Regions from separate parts of the Homo sapiens genome. Here region 1 is linked to region 2. A link is a loop called in an ENCODE intact Hi-C map of the cell type or tissue named here. Cell type or tissue: A673. All regions are shown on one strand. Links, peaks and the distances in the headings refer to the core of each region. The heading gives the core; the rest is flanking DNA.

Evidence for each region. A loop is a pair of places that touch in the nucleus more often than their neighbours do. Peaks named below come from ENCODE experiments on the same cell type or tissue, not always from the same donor. Only the 100,000 strongest peaks of a DNase experiment are listed, where the experiment ranks them.
Region 1: a loop joins it to region 2, with 4 times the contacts of the local background. A loop is called at or near these places in 2 of 110 quality-filtered maps.

The regions. Positions count from the first base shown.
Region 1 is chr1:70,815,409-70,823,751 of GRCh38, reverse strand. The region is part of intron 1 of LOC102724572 (a long non-coding RNA gene); the gene reads right to left. Among named protein-coding and RNA genes, the nearest start is that of LINC01788, 110 kb to the right of the region's middle. In A673, for the core only: no CTCF peak of the experiment used is centred there; DNase peaks (open chromatin) are centred at 3,741 and 5,191; H3K27ac peaks cover 539 bases.
Region 2 is chr1:70,524,071-70,532,413 of GRCh38, reverse strand. It overlaps the pseudogene CHORDC1P5. Among named protein-coding and RNA genes, the nearest start is that of CTH, 120 kb to the right of the region's middle. RefSeq lists an enhancer at 3,229-3,730. In A673, for the core only: CTCF peaks have their summits at 3,283 and 3,488 (motif pointing left); a DNase peak (open chromatin) is centred at 3,463; H3K4me3 peaks cover 473 bases; H3K27ac peaks cover 1,764 bases.

The sequences.
Region 1 (8,343 bases), core at 311-8,310, 290 kb before region 2:
GTTAATAATACTCTATTGTTTACTTGAAATTTGTTAAGAAGGCAGATTTTAAGTGTCTTCACCCTCCCTCCGAAAAAAAACACAAACAATGGTAACTATGGTTAGTGATAGATGTGTTAATTTGACTATGGTAATTAACACTCACACAGGGTTTACATATATCAAATCGTCATGTTGCACACTTTGAATATGTACAATTTTTATTTGTCAATTAATTATTTCAAGAAAGAAACAAACAAAAGACTAAGCTAAGCCATAGCTCTCATATCAGGCAACCGAACTCTGAAGAATTCACATGTGCTTCTAAGAACAGTGTCAGAGGAAGAGTGAAAACCAACAGACAGTATTTCAGATGTGGAGTTTTAAATTGTACAGTACTATGGTTTACAAACAACCAAGAGGTACAGAACCTTCCCAAGGTGGTCTTCAGGGGAAGAAAAGGAGATTTAATTTAGCACCACTGAAGGCAGAGATTCTGAAAAAAACCTAAAACCATTTTAGGTGTATGCCCCTTCAATTTCAGACTGTTCAAGAATTTGGTAAGAGGGCTGATGCTATCAAAGATGACATGCAGGTCTCTGGCCTGGGAAAATAGGTGAATAGCAGTGCTGTGACATGAGGTGGAAATATAGAAGCCCAGGTCTGGGCATAGAGATTTGTGAGTTGAATGGCTGAAAATGTTAGTGAAAGCATCACTGGGGATGTGATGACATGGGCAGAGTAGAATTAAGGGGATCCAAGAAGAAAATCGTAGGAAGTCTTACATTTAAGAGGCAGTCAAAAGAAAAGTAGTCAATGAAGGCACCAGAGAAGAGAGAGAATAATACACAAAGGGGAGACTATGGCTCGTGAACCCAATTTCACTTCCACAATTGTGCCAAGGGCCAGACTAGTTGAGCAAGCTCTGCTTTTCTCATTCCCGCCAGGAAGACAAAGGGTTTTGTGTTTCAAGAAAGTTCTGTGATGTGTACTAAAGGTAGGCAATATACACTTGTCATTTTCTTTGGCTTAGAACTCTAGATAGGTTCACTGGTCTGTAAAACAAATGCCCAAGAAAGAAAACACATAATGTATTGTTTCCTACATGATTTGGGTACATCAAGCACCAATTATAATACATTGCCTCTTCATACACTGCACTGACCCTAGAGTCATAATTCTATAAGCCAGGAAAAAGGGTAGCTAGAATTAAAAAAATGCATTTGTCATGAGTTCTAAAATGTTTTTCTCAATTTGAGAACGCCAGATTGTGAACTGGTAGACAGATTTAGTGCTGTCTTCTAGATCACATGTCCCTCTGTCCAACTCATAGGAGAATGTAAATAAAATATATTCAAGATATATTTATTGTGAACATAGGTCAGTTAGAGCTACAGAGAAGGAGAATATCTGGTGGCATGAAGACAAGTGTCCAGGTGCTGTGGGGGCCCTGGCATGTTAGCAAGTGCCCTGCAATGGAGGTTCTGTCATTGGTGATGGTAGGTACATAGGTATGTGGTGGTGACTGCACCATCTGATCATTCTTGTTTCAGCAAATTGGCTGTTAAGATCTCTCTCAATTCCTGCCAATCCTAATCCTCCATGCTTCCTAGATTTCTGTGAGCTATGAATGCTTTCTCTACCTAAGTTAACCAGATCTAATTATAGACTTTTTTTTTTGGTGCAACAAAGGGCCCAAACTAGTACAGCACTACTTCAGACTTAGTCTTCCTGGCAATTTGCCTTCAGGGAGCTAGTTCTATAGTGTTTTAGAATAACATATAAGACTTGTGGGATGGGAAGCTTAGTAAATATCTATGGTATCTGTTTGCCTAGCATTTCTTTCCCTGTGTTTCTACTAAGGTACACTCTTACTCTGGTTTTCATAAAGACACATGACCTAAACTTGATCAGACAAAATATTTTATCATTACTTTGTGTCATAGTGATATAAAATGATATACACTTACAGGGCGAGTGTAACCTAAGGCTTGACAATCAGACTTGAGTCTAGAATTGCTTTGTTGAGAGAGATAGGTAAGGGTAAGAAAGAGTGGTAGGAAGGAAGAGAAGATGTAGTAGATGGTGTTCATACCTCACCCACTTCCTTATAAATCTCTTTACCATTTTCATACACCTGCATGTCTTGGTTGGAGGATTGCCCTCAGGATGTCAGATTCACTTTGTACGTGCACATATTTAGCTGAAAGATCTTAGAAATTTATGATTCCCTGGAAGCAGCTCTTAACTAATGACTAATATTTGGTTATCAGGACAAGGCTGAGGGGAAATCTCCATTTTGGAGTCCTCCTGGGGAATTGAGCCAAGGGGATTCACTTGATTTCACACCTGTGCACCTTAGTTTGTCTGCCTTTCCTTCTCTGGCCCCATCTCTACTCCCTCACCAGATTTTCCCAGAAACACTTCCTAATAAATTCCTTTCAAGGTCTGCTTCTAAATAATTTAATCTAACATACCAGAGAAGCCAGAAGTTATCCCTACTTCCCCGTGGATAACAATGCTTGAGAAAATAAAGCCAACAAGCAGAGAGATAAATTGAATCTGCTTCCGATCACTCCAGCCTTTCCAACAGATGGAATGATAAATTCCCTTTTATACCTAAGCTAAATTGACTTTGATTTCTGTCACTTGCAATCAAAAGATATAATTCATCAGGGTGATGCAGAGTGACCCCTTTCCTTGCTTAATCCAACAACAAATCTCACAGATATGATGTACATGATATCATTGTGAAGGGAAATAAATCAGCAATGTTTTCTGAACAAAGTTATTAGGAGGCCACTGTCATATTTACTGTGCCTTAGATGCCATGTGCCCAATTCATGATTTGTGATTTTTGTACCTTTCATTAGAGCTTATTGTGCTGTTTCCAAACTTTTCCACAGCATAATCAAATTAAAAAATTCAGTCTATCTTGATATATTCCATATCACATATCTTGCCTATGTTAGGAAAGAAAAAAAGAATAAAGAGCAAAATCTTTCTGAAATGCAAATATGATCATGTCAGACCAAGTTTAAGGACCTTCAATACCTCATTCTTGTCCTCAAGATAAGGTTCACACTCCTTAAAATAGCCTCAAAATTCTTCATTATGTGGGGTCTGTTGCAATCTCTGCCCACAGTCTTCCCATCCACCCCACATTCTACTCACAATGAAAACTTTTCACTCCTTGAATGACATGCTCTTTCTTGGCCCTGAACCTTTGTCCTTCCTCTTTCTCCATATGCCCACACCCTCAGATTCTCAATTCACTCAGATTATCACATTTTAGGTTTCAGAACTTAACTAAGGTGTTACTTCTTCCAGGAAGCCCTCTTTGATGTCCTGCCTTCCCCCAGATTCAGATTAAGGTTTCCTCCTAGGTGCTCCCAGTATTCCCTTTACTTTCCTATAATTGTATATGTCACCTTTTTTTGTGAATAAATAGTGTTCCAATTAAGAATATATGGCCTTTGACAGAAGATTTTGTCTGTCTGTCGAATGCTATATTTCTGGAGTTTAGCACAGTGTCTGTCTCACAGAGTCACAATAGTATTGAATGAATGAATGAATGAATGAATGAGAGATGTTGAAAGAGAAGAAATAATATCTTTTTGAACACCAGCATAGCTGGTCATTAAATTCCAAGCAGGAAACATCTTCTTAGAGGAAATGTGCTGATGGGAAATAGATGACTACATCTATTCCTCCCCAGCATATGTCTCCCTGGGTATCATCTCTTTATGAGAGCTAAAGTTAATAACCATAAAATGTGTGCTCAGCAACAAGATAACTCCTGTGATTTAACAACAGGAACTACAGTCATTTAGCCATGATACCTGGCTTCCCTCCCAGAATAAGATACCCAAGTTCTCTTAAAAAAAAAAAGCAACTAAGTGTACCCACAGCTGAGAGACTTAGGTTGATCACTTAACCTCTTTATTGTTATATTAATTTATGGATTAATGTCCAGAGGCAGCTAGCTGTAAAGACTTCTCTTCAAAACAATTTCATTTTTAAACTTGTCTCATCTAGTAGCCAGACAGATTAAGGAATAAGGAGACTGATTTATGGAGCAAGGTGTAAGAATGGAAATCAGAAGTTTGTGAACTATGAAGAAAATTGTAATATATTGTTTCTTAGCAGGAGAAAGACTAGACAGCACCTGTGTATCAGATTGAAGAACAGCATTTATTGAGAGGAAAGTTACCATACACACAAATGGAAAACACACATAACATGATGACCTTCACCATAAGGTACAGACAGCCACATAAATAGAAGGCACTATCTATGTATGCTCTTTTTTATCTAGTGAAGTAAGACACTTACACTCTCTCAACAAGTTGATTTGTTTTAAGCTGTCAGGTTTGCCCTGACCAGGATCACTATGCTGGATGTTATGTACTCAAACAATAGGCTAACCAATCTCAGAAATGGAAGCTACGACTAGTACTGCCCTCCTCCGTGCAGTATCCTTGATTGTTTTGCTGGATATCAGTCATCATTTCTTAGGAGTATTAATCCCAAATCAGCATAACTGAGGAAAAACATCAAAATAAACTTTCTTCCAATCCTCAAAAACTTTTATTAGAAAAGAATAGAATGAGGAGAAAAAGTATTACAAGTCTGAGGATTGACAGTGGCACGAATCATAATGCATGCTTATGAATGACTGGGTAGAAGACCAGTTAGGTTGAACTGAAGAGCTTGTGTAATGGGGTATTGAGGGAAAAATGCTGTAGATTGAAAGACTTTTTTAAAAAGTGTGGTTATAGGGTAGAGGCTTGCCAAACTTGTGCTTTGGGAATAAGAAGCTGGAAATGTTGTACAGGATACATGGCAGGATGGAGAGAGTACAGGCAAGTCATATGTAGTATTCTATGCAAAAATCATGATGGTAAGAAAAAAAGATGTTAAGGGTAGCAGAGACATTTCAAGCAGATGCAACAAATGCTTACAGCATGGATGGTGAAATGTAGGGCTAAAATTTAAAGATGATTAATGAAAGCGGATGACTTGTCCTTTGAAGTGAAATTACTTATTTAACCCAAACACATATGAATACCTAATTCCGGAAACATTTGTTGTCATCATTCTATTTATAGTTCATGACTTGCAAGAATAAAATAAGGCATCTTGCACAAATAGCTTTCTTTTCCTGACAAATCTTATTGAATAAGAGATTGTCAGATATAAAGAGTTTAGTCATTACAGATGGAAATGAGAGCTGTACTGCTAAGACTCTGACTTATTTATCTCATTTATTGGCAGTTTCCCAAAAGGGAAGACAGAGATATATTAAGGTTTACTTATGTTACTTCCCTTTGTGCAATCTAGTTCACCCTCAGCCTGATTCAAGGGAGGCAGCATTATGGTCAGATTAATCATATATTTAGAAAAAAAATGTTCTCTAGGTTACTTAGCATTGAAAAAGTTATATATTTATATTAAGCTCTTGAACTCAGATCAGTTAAACCCATAAAGAATGAGCTTGAAATGCAAGAAACACATCCTGGAGTCATTCTGATGGGATTGCTAAACTTTTCATCCTGGGCATAGAGCAGATAAAAATGATGCTTCTCTGATTTAACAAAAGAGTAACAGGCATAAGACATCTGCTGATGAAAGGTGCAAGCATTTTGACTTAAGGGGGTCCCTTTATAATGTTTGAATGGAAACTGTGATACACCGTATCTTATCATCTTTGAAAGTGTTCAGCCTCCTCCAAAATGAAGTGATTATTCTGTTTCTAGGGAAAGATAATGCACTGGTTTAATAAAAGCTGAATGCCAAAGACATCAATAGTATAATGATGGTAAACTTGGCATCTCTGTCCTTTAGTTACTGAGAGAAAAAGTGTGTTGTACATATTTAGGACATAATAAATGCCAAACACTTTGAAAGGTACATTCACACACTTTTCTTATTTTAACCTCATAACAGACTTGAAAGTATTATCGTTATTATTTTTACAGATAAAGAAATGTTCCTCATATCACATAGTAAGGATCAGGCCTAGAATTTGAATACAGGTCTGTACTTTTCTAAGCTATCTTCTATTAACAAACAGCGATAAAGCATGATGCTTGAGAGTGTGGTCCCTAACAGCCACTTACGGTGAACACTGGGAAAGAATTCTCTTTGTTTGAGGTAAAAAGAGCCATGGCTCAGCAGAACACTGAGGCTCAGAGGAAAGCCTAGAGTTACTACTGTGATCTCCCTAGATCTGTGGGAAGTGAGAGGACTTGAGAAACATTCCCAGCTGACCCCACATTTCCACACATATCAGGAAACAGTACCTGACAGAATGTGGGTTAGAATTAAATACTAGCGATGATGGTGGAGTTGGAATTTCATTAACAAAACCAGATGGAGGTTACCCTCACACCTCTGAATTTTTGAAATTAAGTCCTTGATTATTTTTTTCTTTCCGTCCCTCTCTCCCTGTCCCTCCCACCCACCCATTTCCCTCCCTCCCTCCCTCAGTCCCTTCCTTCCTTCCCTCCCTCCCTTCCTCCTCCTTTTTTTTTTTTTTAATTATACTTTAAGTTTTAGGGTACATGTGCACATTGTGCAGGTTAGTTACATATGTATACATGTGCCATGCTGGTGCGCTGCACCCACTAACTCGTCATCTAGCATTAGGTATATCTCCCAATGCTATCCCTCCCCACTCCCCCCACCCCACAACAGTCCCCAGAGTGTGATGTTCCCCTTCCTGTGTCCATGTGTTCTCATTGTTCAATTCCCACCTACGAGTGAGAATATGCGGTGTTTGGTTTCTTGTTCTTGCGATAGTTTACTCAGAATGATGATTTCCAATTTCATCCATGTCCCTACAAAGGACATGAACTCTTCATTTTTTATGGCTGCATAGTATTCCATGTTGTATATGTGCCACATTTTCTTAATGCAGTCTATCATTGTTGGACATTTGGGTTGGTTCCAAGTCTTTGCTATCGTGAATAATGCCGCAATAAACATATGTGTGCATGTGTCTTTATAGCAGCATGATTTATAGTCCTTTGGGTATATACCCAGTAATGGGATGGCTGGGACAAATGGTATTTCTAGTTCTAGATCCCTGAGGAATCGCCACAATGACTTCCACAATGGTTGAACTAGTTTACAGTCCCACCAACAGTGTAAAAGTGTTCCTATTTCTCCACATCCTCTCCAGCACCCGTTGTTTCCTGACTTTTTAATGATTACTATTCTAACTGGTGTGAGATGGTATCTCATTGTGGTTTTGATTTGCATTTCTCTGATGGCCAGTGATGATGAGCATTTTTTCATGTGTTTTTTGGCTGCATAAATGTCTTATTTTGAGAAGTGTTTGTTCATGTCCTTTGCCCACTTTTTGATGGGGTTCTTTGTTTTTTTCTTGTAAATTTTTTTGATTTCATTGTAGATTTCAAAACCGCTCAACTACATGGAAACTGAACAACCTGCTCCTGAATGACTACTGGGTACATAACGAAATGAAGGCAGAAATAAAGATGTTCTTTGAAACCAACAAGAACAAAGACACAACATACCAGAATCTCTGGGACACATTCAAAGCAGTGTGTAGAGGGAAATTTATAGCCCTAAATGCCCACAAGAGAAAGCAGGAAAGATCCAAAATTGACACCCTAACATCACAATTAAAAGAACCAGAAAAGCAAGAGCAAACACATTCAAAAGCTAGCAGAAGGCAAGAAATAACTAAAATCAGAGCAGAACTGAAGGAAATAGAGACACAAAAAACCCTTCAAAAAATTAATGAATCCAGGAACTGGTTTTTTGAAAGGATCAACAAAATAGATAGACCACTAGCAAGACTAATAAAGAAAAAAAGAGAGAAGAATCAAATAGACACAATAAAAAATGATAAAGGGGATATCACCACCGATCCCACAGAAATACAAACTACCATCAGAGAATACTACAAACACCTCTATGCAAATAAACTAGAAAATCTAGAAGAAATGGAGAAATTCCTTGACAAATACACTCTCCCAAGACTAAACCAGGAAGAAGTTGAATCTCTGAATAGACTAATAACAGCATCTGAAATTGTGGCAATAATCAATAGCTTGCCAACCAAAAAGAGTCCAGGACCAGATGGATTCACAGCCGAATTCTACCAGAGGTACAAGGAGGAACTGGTACCATTCCTTCTGAAACTATTCCAATCAATAGAAAAAGAAGGAATCCTCCCTAACTCATTTTATGAGGCCAGCATCATTCTGATACCAAAGCTGGGCAGAGACAAAACCAAAAAAGAGAATTTTAGACCAATATCCTTGATGAACATTGATGCAAAAATCCCCAATAAAATACTGGCAAACTGAATCCAGAAGCACATCAAAAAGC
Region 2 (8,343 bases), core at 120-8,119:
TTTTCTGATATCCTAATGTATTTCCACAAACCTTTTAAGTCTACAATTTTATATAGTTTTCCATCAGGGAAGCAAGATACATATAATTTTTTTATATTTAACTAGTTAAAGGTTTTAAGAGGGTTTAGTCTCTAAATCAGGAACAATTTAGTCATAACACCATGCAAACACATTTAAATATTCAGGAAAGAGATTTTTAAGATTATTGCTTAGTCTTATAAAATGGTGAATTTTAACCAAATTGATGCCTCTGTATTCTTATTTATGTTTCCTCTACTCTTATATCATACTGCTTGGCAAGTAATGTAAGTTTTGACGTAATTTAAAAATTAAAGTAGGTGTAAACAAATTCCAATTTGTTAAACAATTCATATATTCCCCTTTACTTACCTCACTATCTCAGGATTAATTCTCCTTAAAATGTAATCATCCCACATAGAAAAAAACTGCAGAGCTTTATCTCTTCCTTAAATATTTTCAAGTACTGTAAGAACATAAATCCATAAAAAAACTGATTAAAATTTGACATTTCATCTTGCTTTACTAATTATGTAATAATAGAAAGATGTAAAAAACATGTTCCTTAATATGTATCTACTTAACAGAGAAATACAAAGAAACACTGCAATTATGGTTATGGGCTATTTTCCAGCCTCTTCAAGTACAGGACACAACTGTGGTTCCTACCAGTAAGGAGAAATGAATAATCAATGTTACATAACACAAAAGAAAGATGAGAGGCAGAAAAAGACAAACTGACTTTGGCTTTTAAGAACCTAATGTTAACCCTGAAATGCCAGATTCAGTAACACAACAACAAAACAAAAGATTACAGCAGCAAGCCACCACTTCACACAGTATTAAGAATTCTGAAATACGTAATAGCCTTCCTCCCACCTCCCACTCAATCTGTTGGGTCATCTTTTTGCTTTTCCTGCTTTTTCACTGCAGGGAGTTCAAGGCTTGCCCACTGCATCGGCTCAGCTTTTCTCATAGTGATCTCAATCTTTGTTGCAGTCGTAGTTACATAACTTCACTTTACATCAATCACACCCCATATTTTCACATTTTGATCAAATTCCTTCTCTCCTTCAAATACAATGTGCACATTTAACAATGTGCTATTTGCTTCTACTCAACTAAGTTCTGTGAATCTTTAGCATATGTTGAAATGGTAACTTCACCTCCAGTCTGATGCCAGTTATGTCTACATGGAACAACTTTTTCCCCAGCATCCTTTTTAGTCCACATGTGTTTCCCTGTTGTACAGCCCTCTTGGGCTAAGAATGTATTAAAATCAGAAGTTTTTCTTCTACAACAGCTTAGGTATTTCATTCCCTCATGGAAAATAGGTACTCCAGAATGATATACACAGACTTCTTCTAGACTTTCTAGACCCCAATATGTCTTTGAACACCCTCTATTCTTACATGAGGTCCCAGTCTTAATTTCATCATTGTCTTCTTCTTTCTTCTTCATTCCCTGATGACAGTTTATCAAGAGCTTGTTTTAGAGAGGCAGATATTTTTAATTCCAAATTTGTCATTGGTTCATCTGGGCTTGGCATTTTTATTGCTTCTACTGGCTTAGGGGCTTGAATTATGTGTTCCTGAAATTTGGGTTTCAATTCAGATAGTTCCTTCTTCTCAGTAGTCTTGACTTCAGGTTTGACTGGCTCAGGTGGCTTCTCACTATTATGTCTACCTTTGGTACAGCCTACAATGCTTAAGAAATCAGAAAAATCCGTTGTTTTTCTCTTACAGCAAGACCAACCCTTTAATGCATCATAAAAGACTGGAACACCTGGGTGGTATGTGCAAGCATCATCGGAATCGGTCTCAGGATCGAAGCGCTGACCGCAGCCCCAGTTGTAGCACAGCAAGGCCATTTTCTTTTCCCACCGTCACAGGCAGGGCCCAAACACCGGGAACGGCAAGAGGATGCATTAGCCACTCCCATGTCACTAGCGCCAGTCTGACGACTGAGAAGGCTGCCAGCTTCCAGACTACACTTTTTTTTTTTAATAGAGATGATGTTTCACCATGTTGGCCAGGCTGGTATTGAACTCCTGACCTCAGGTGTTCTGCCTGCCTCAGCCTCCCAAAGTGCTGGGATTACAGGTGTGAGCCACCATGCCCGGCCAGTTTTTACACTTTTAAAGCATTCAGAAGAAGGAAAAGAAGGAGGACATAAAGGAGGAGGAGGAAAATGAGGTAAAGTTTATGAGGCCTGCAGAGCCTAAAATTCTATTATCTCGTCCTTTACGGAAACAGTTTATCGATCTAATGATGATAAAAGGCTGGAGAGCGGATATAGGTAATTGGTGTAGGATAGTGAAGGTGCTAACTCAAAGCAAATTGGTTTTGATGGTCTTTATTAACAAGTATAAAGAAAAAATATTCACTAGGTCAATAATTGCATACCAAGTGCCGGACAAAGTGTTTTCTCCAATAACAAAATCTCCTCCAGAAAAATAGCTGTAATTGGAGTTACCAACAGGTTAAGTTTACAGTGATCCAATTTTATTCTCCAAGCTCTGGCTGTCTTCTGAACAGGCTGAAGATACAAATTAAGAGGGGACATGGTATGAATCATCGTCCCTGCATCTGCCAAGTCCTCAAAGGCTCTGATTTCTCTAATCAAGTCAATGCTGTCATAAAACAATTCAGTGAATATAAGTTAGGTGACCAACTCATCCCCGTTTACCTGGGACTTACTCAGTTTTAGCATCTGAAGAACCCCCTCAGTTGTAGACAAACGAGGGTCGTTGCTCACCCTAATATACAGAGTATAAAGGAGTGACTTAGCTGCTTCCAGAGGAGCTGGAGAACTTCAGGGAAAAAATTATAAGCTCAGGATTTTAAATTCCCCACCTAAAGAGAAAGGACCTGAAGCTGTCTATGACTGCTCAAAATGAAAGTTTTGCCTTATACTGGCATTGGATTACAGGTGGCTGCAGATGATAAGTAACTGCTTTGCCATTGCATGCTATAAGCAAGTGTCCTCCTTACCAATGCAAACACAGTTATTACTGCCTATAAATTTAATCTCATCCAAGAACCCATTCCAGATAATCCAGAACCAATTCACAATAACCATCCTTAAGATTTTGTTCTCATGGAACCATTACAAACCTCAACTCCTAGAACCATCAGGGTTCAATTAGAGAATCAGAACCTCCATGAGTGATATAAAGTGGGGAATTTATTAAGGAATTAGACGTTACACAATTCTAAGAGTTGGTGGTGCCGCAGGATACATTCAAAAGCAGAAAACAAAATTGTACCGCTTTAAGAGTAAACTCATTCATTCCAGCTTAAACACAACAATTTAGTTGGTCACGTTCTGCCTTTCTCCCAGAGATGGCATAGAAGTTCCTGAAGAAGGGTCATGGCAAGGAGCAGTGGTGGGAAATGTGGGGTTGGGGGTAAAGGGGAGATAGCCGATCGTCCCTTCATATCCTGGGACCTACACTCTGCTGCCATCTAGTGAGACTATGATCGCACTCAGTGCTCAGAAGACGGTCCACACAAGCATTCACTGAGTTCCTTCCCTTCCCACACATCTCTGGTCTTACGGTCCACACCTTTTTCCTCTATGTGTCTCTCATCAAGAATATGAGACTTTCGCAGGTCCACCAGGACTCTCTGTCTCTCTCTCTCCTAAAAGCTGTGCCCTTCTCAAGGACATGGGAAAAACTGGCAGCTCTTCCATGCCACCCCTCAGGGCAATCAAAATTCCAACAGACCATTTTCCCTTTGACGCTGTATTTTATGGTCCTTCTTTCTTAGCGGCATAGGATCCTCATGATATCATGAAACACCTCCTTGTGTGGTTTCAGGCAGAAATTGATTACAGGACAGATGCTCATACTTCCTGGGATTCTATCCCCCTCATTCAGAGAGCACACAGGGCTCCTCCTCAGAGACTTTCACACATGTTCAGCTCTATCTCTACCTCACCAACCCCTCTCCCTTTTCCAGACCACACAAGGTTTATGGTTTGTGTTTTGTCTTCTTTTTTGTTTGTTTTTGCTAGATTCATGTTTCACAACTTTGGTGGAATATTCTAGCTCTTCTGTACAGATGGAAAAGACTGTATCATGTTACTAACGTGTATGAGCAGGCAAGGCTGGAGCATTCTCTGCAGACATGGTCACGGTGTTGAGGTAGCTGCTAGAGCTCTGCTGACAGACTGGTGTCATATCCTTTGACATTGTGCATGTCAGTCAAGAAGCAAGCTGCCCCAATCTAGGGCTTCTGAGACAAAGTAAATAGTGAAACCAAGACATGAGAGTGCTACTGATAAAAACAAGATTTTATAATACAAAATTGAAAGTTTATACTTTCCACTCCAAGCTTGCCAACACTAGTTGAGAAATCAAAAAATTAACAAATCCTGGCAGGGCCCAATGGCTCACACCTGTAATCCCAGCACTTTGGGAGGCCAAGGCATGAGGATCACACTGTCAATAAAATTTGCTGCAGTAAGGACTGAATCACCAGGCCTACAGTCCTGACACATCCATTGTAATGTTTTCAAGCCCAGCAGAGAAGTCCTCGTTTCTCCTGCTGTATGCGTTTAGCAGGCCAAGTTGCTTCTTGCTAGAAATGTGTGAAAAGAAAAAAGTCTCACTTTATAATAAACTAAGCTCCCTCTTCTTATACAACTGACATATCTTATTATGGGTATTTGATATCCAAACAATGGGAAAAATTAGATGGTCAAATTTTGTTAGAGAAAGAAATAAGCTAAAAACACAACTGAAACATTTCAATTTAACTAGCATAGAAAACTCTACTGCCTTAAAGTTTATTTATCAAATATATCTATCTTAAACCTCCTATGGGAATTACTTCTCAGGTTAAACACAATGCAAATTTCTAACACAAACACAGAAGAAATCCCCATGAAGAAAGATTTCAGCAGAAACAAGCAGACATTGGTACTGTTACTTAACTTGGAGAAAGGACAAGCTGCCAGGTTTAGAGCTAAATAATGTTTGAGGCATCCGATGTTTAAACCTAATATCAACTTTCTTCTTTGTCTGCCAGAGTCAACTATTCCCTTCACTCCCAAAAACTCTTCAGGCCAGTCAAACTCAACATACATGCCTCAGCAACATCCTTCAGGGGGAGATCAAACGAAACAAAACCAAATACTAAACTTTATTATTTTCAGAGAAAAAGCATCCAGGAAGCTTCTCCACCTAGTTCTTTCAGTTTTTGTTGTTAGATCTTGTTGTAGGAGGTGGAAAATGCAATCTCACCTTTGGGATCTAGGTTTCCTCAAGTGCAGAGCAATGTATTTTGTATTCTGATTTTTGAAGTCCTGGTAGAAAGATTAAGAATTAGGGAGATTCATATGAAATATTCACTGCTTTGCATCCCCTTAGATTTTTGTATTCCTTGGTTATTTCTACTTTATTTATTTTTAAAAAGTAATAAAATGTAGTATTCTATGAAACTAACATTAAAGACAGTCAACCACAGAATATCATAAAATTAACTTCCTCTGAAGTGAATCTTTAATTTTTATTGGTTAAAAAGCAGTGCTGAAATACATATGACACATGAGACTCAGATCAGCCTAAAACAGCTCTTCAAGGACCAGGAACTCAGAAGAAGTTTGTAACTCTAAATGAGCAAAAATGAACAATAAATTTCACTTTCATGCTGTTCCTGAGTCTCCGTGCTATTTTAGTCACCTAATTCCCCACACTTGAAATTTAACTCATTAAAGTTCCTGAGTATAAGAACCTGAAAAGCATAATTGTGTTTTTTAAATATTTAATTAATACATATTTCATCATTTTGGTATTTTTATGACCAAATAAGGATCTTTATCTTGCAACAGTTCTGTTTGGTCTACTCTTTTCTTTCTTCAAGAGCACAAGAGTATAGTTTACTTTAAAAAAAAAAAAAGTGGTGGGGGAAGAGGATCATCACAGAGTGAAAACACTAACAAAGAAATACTTTGGGAGGATGGTATAATGGAAGAAAAAATACCTAAGTAGATAGTTTCAATTTGCCATTTTTGTCCTCTTATTTAGTAGAAAAGATCCTCAATCTCCCAAGAATAAGTTTTTGTGTATCAAGCAGATAAACAAAAGAATCCAAAATTTATTATGTAAGAATGATAGCAATAAATTAAAATGCCATCGTGTGTGTTCCCTGTGGCATTATTTTTATGTAGCAGTTGGCTCCTCTGTCTCTGCTAAGTCTCAAAAACAAAACAATCTAGATAATCCTCTTATAAATTATAATATATTTCTGGGAACATAGGAAAATTCTTAGCTATGCTGCAATTGGTGTCACAGTATATATAGTAAGAAAATTATTATATTTTTGTTAACTTCCTGGTAACTGTTGGAATTAAGTCAGGCTTATTTAGAAATCACCCAAAGATATCAAATTATTAAATAACCAATTGAATAACTAACCATAAATTCTAATTTTCTCTAATATTCTGCAAATTTTTTTAAAGAATTAACACCATATTGCTGGGCATCAATGGAAGCACTCTGTAGTGCTTAGGAAAGCACCTGATAGACAGTAGACATTCAGTAAACTATTTTTAGTATTATTATTATTTTTAATACAGACCAAGTCTCGCTCTGTCACCCTGCCTGGAGAGCAGTGGCACAATCACAGCTCGCCATAGCCCAGAAGTCCTGGGCTAAGCAATCTTCCCACCTCAGCCTCCCTAGTAGCTGGAACTACAGGTGTGTGTCACTTTACTCAGCAAGATTTTTTAATTTTTTTGTAGAGATAGAGATCTGGCTTTATTGCCCAGGCTGCTGACAAACTCCTGACCTCAAGCAATCCTCCTGCCTTGGCCTCCCAAACCACTGAGATTACAGGCATGAGCCACTGTGATTGACCAATAAATATTTTTAAGTAAATGAATAATGAAAAAGATATTCCTGACTTTTCTTTGTCATCTGCTTTTATGTAAATCAAAGTTGCATTTTCCCCTGTTCAGGTATAATAGAATACTTGAAATTTTAAAATATTCTGCCTGATTTGAACCATTGGCCCTACCCACAAATAATCTGAATCTTTAAATATAGCCACTGTGATTTGTCCAGATCTGTCACATATTTATTGAACATTGATCATGCAGAAAACAATGCAGGGATGTAATAGCCCCTGCCCCCAAAGAGCTTACAAAATAGAAAAGACAAGTACATTAATAGTTATAAGGAAAGGTATAAACATCAGAAGACAAGAAAATATACAATTGTTAACTGAAAGACAAATTTTAAAGAGAGACATCTGCTGGGTGTGGTGGCTCATGCCTGTAATTTCAGCACTTTGGGAGGCCAAGGTGGGCAGATCACTTGAGGTCAGGAGTTTGAGACCAACCTGGCCAACATGGTGAAACTCTGTCCCTACTAAAAACACAAAAATCAGCCAGGTGTGGTGGCAGGCACCTGTAGTCCCAGCTACTTGGGAAGCTGTGGCAAGAGAATTGCTTGAACTCAGGAGGTGGAGGTTGCAGTGAGCCAAGATTACACCACCGCACTCCAGCCTGGGCAACAGAGCAAGACCCTGTCTCAAAAAAGAATAAAAATAAAAATAAAGAGAGGCATCATATTCAACTGGGAGCTTAGCAAAAGTGCCATAAAAGAGGAGACACTTGAGATAAACATAAAACACGATAACAAGACTTTGACAAATGACATTAGAGAAATAGGGAATTCTAAGCAAAGAGAACACAATATACTCTTTTATGTCTATTCGGGGGATTGCAATTAACCCAATCTCACTGGAGCAAACAGTCAATGTAAGGATGAAATAAATGAGTAGCTTGAAACTTGGTGTTCAACTTGAGCTTGGGAGTCTATACTTACTGTGTAATTAAAAGACATTTAAGGTTTCTTCCAGTCGGGGTTTGAAGAAAGTAGTACATTCAAATGGGATCGATGAGTGGCATTTAATGTGTCCACAAAGGTGTGGACAGAGTAAGTGACACCAACAAGAGACAATGAAAACATTCTGCCAGCAACAGCAGGAAGAGTTACCATCACTGAAGCAGGAAGGAGAAGCAGGAAAGAGGAAGGAAACATTACTGGAAGCCGCAGAGAAAAGCCAGAACTGTAAGAAAGTGGCCCCGCACATGAGGGAAGGCCTTCTGCGGAGGAGCACAGCTAACCTATGGTCAAGCAAGGAGGCAGACAGAGGAATAAATACTCAGCTTAATTCCTGGCTTGCTCCCACCAGTGCCCTGCTAGAGCTCACTATTGGCTGAACGCAACTGGAAGCCAGAAGGCAATGAAGCCAAGGAAGGATGCAGTTTATCTAGGTTCTCCTCCCAGGGGACAGAGCAGGGCAGAGAAAG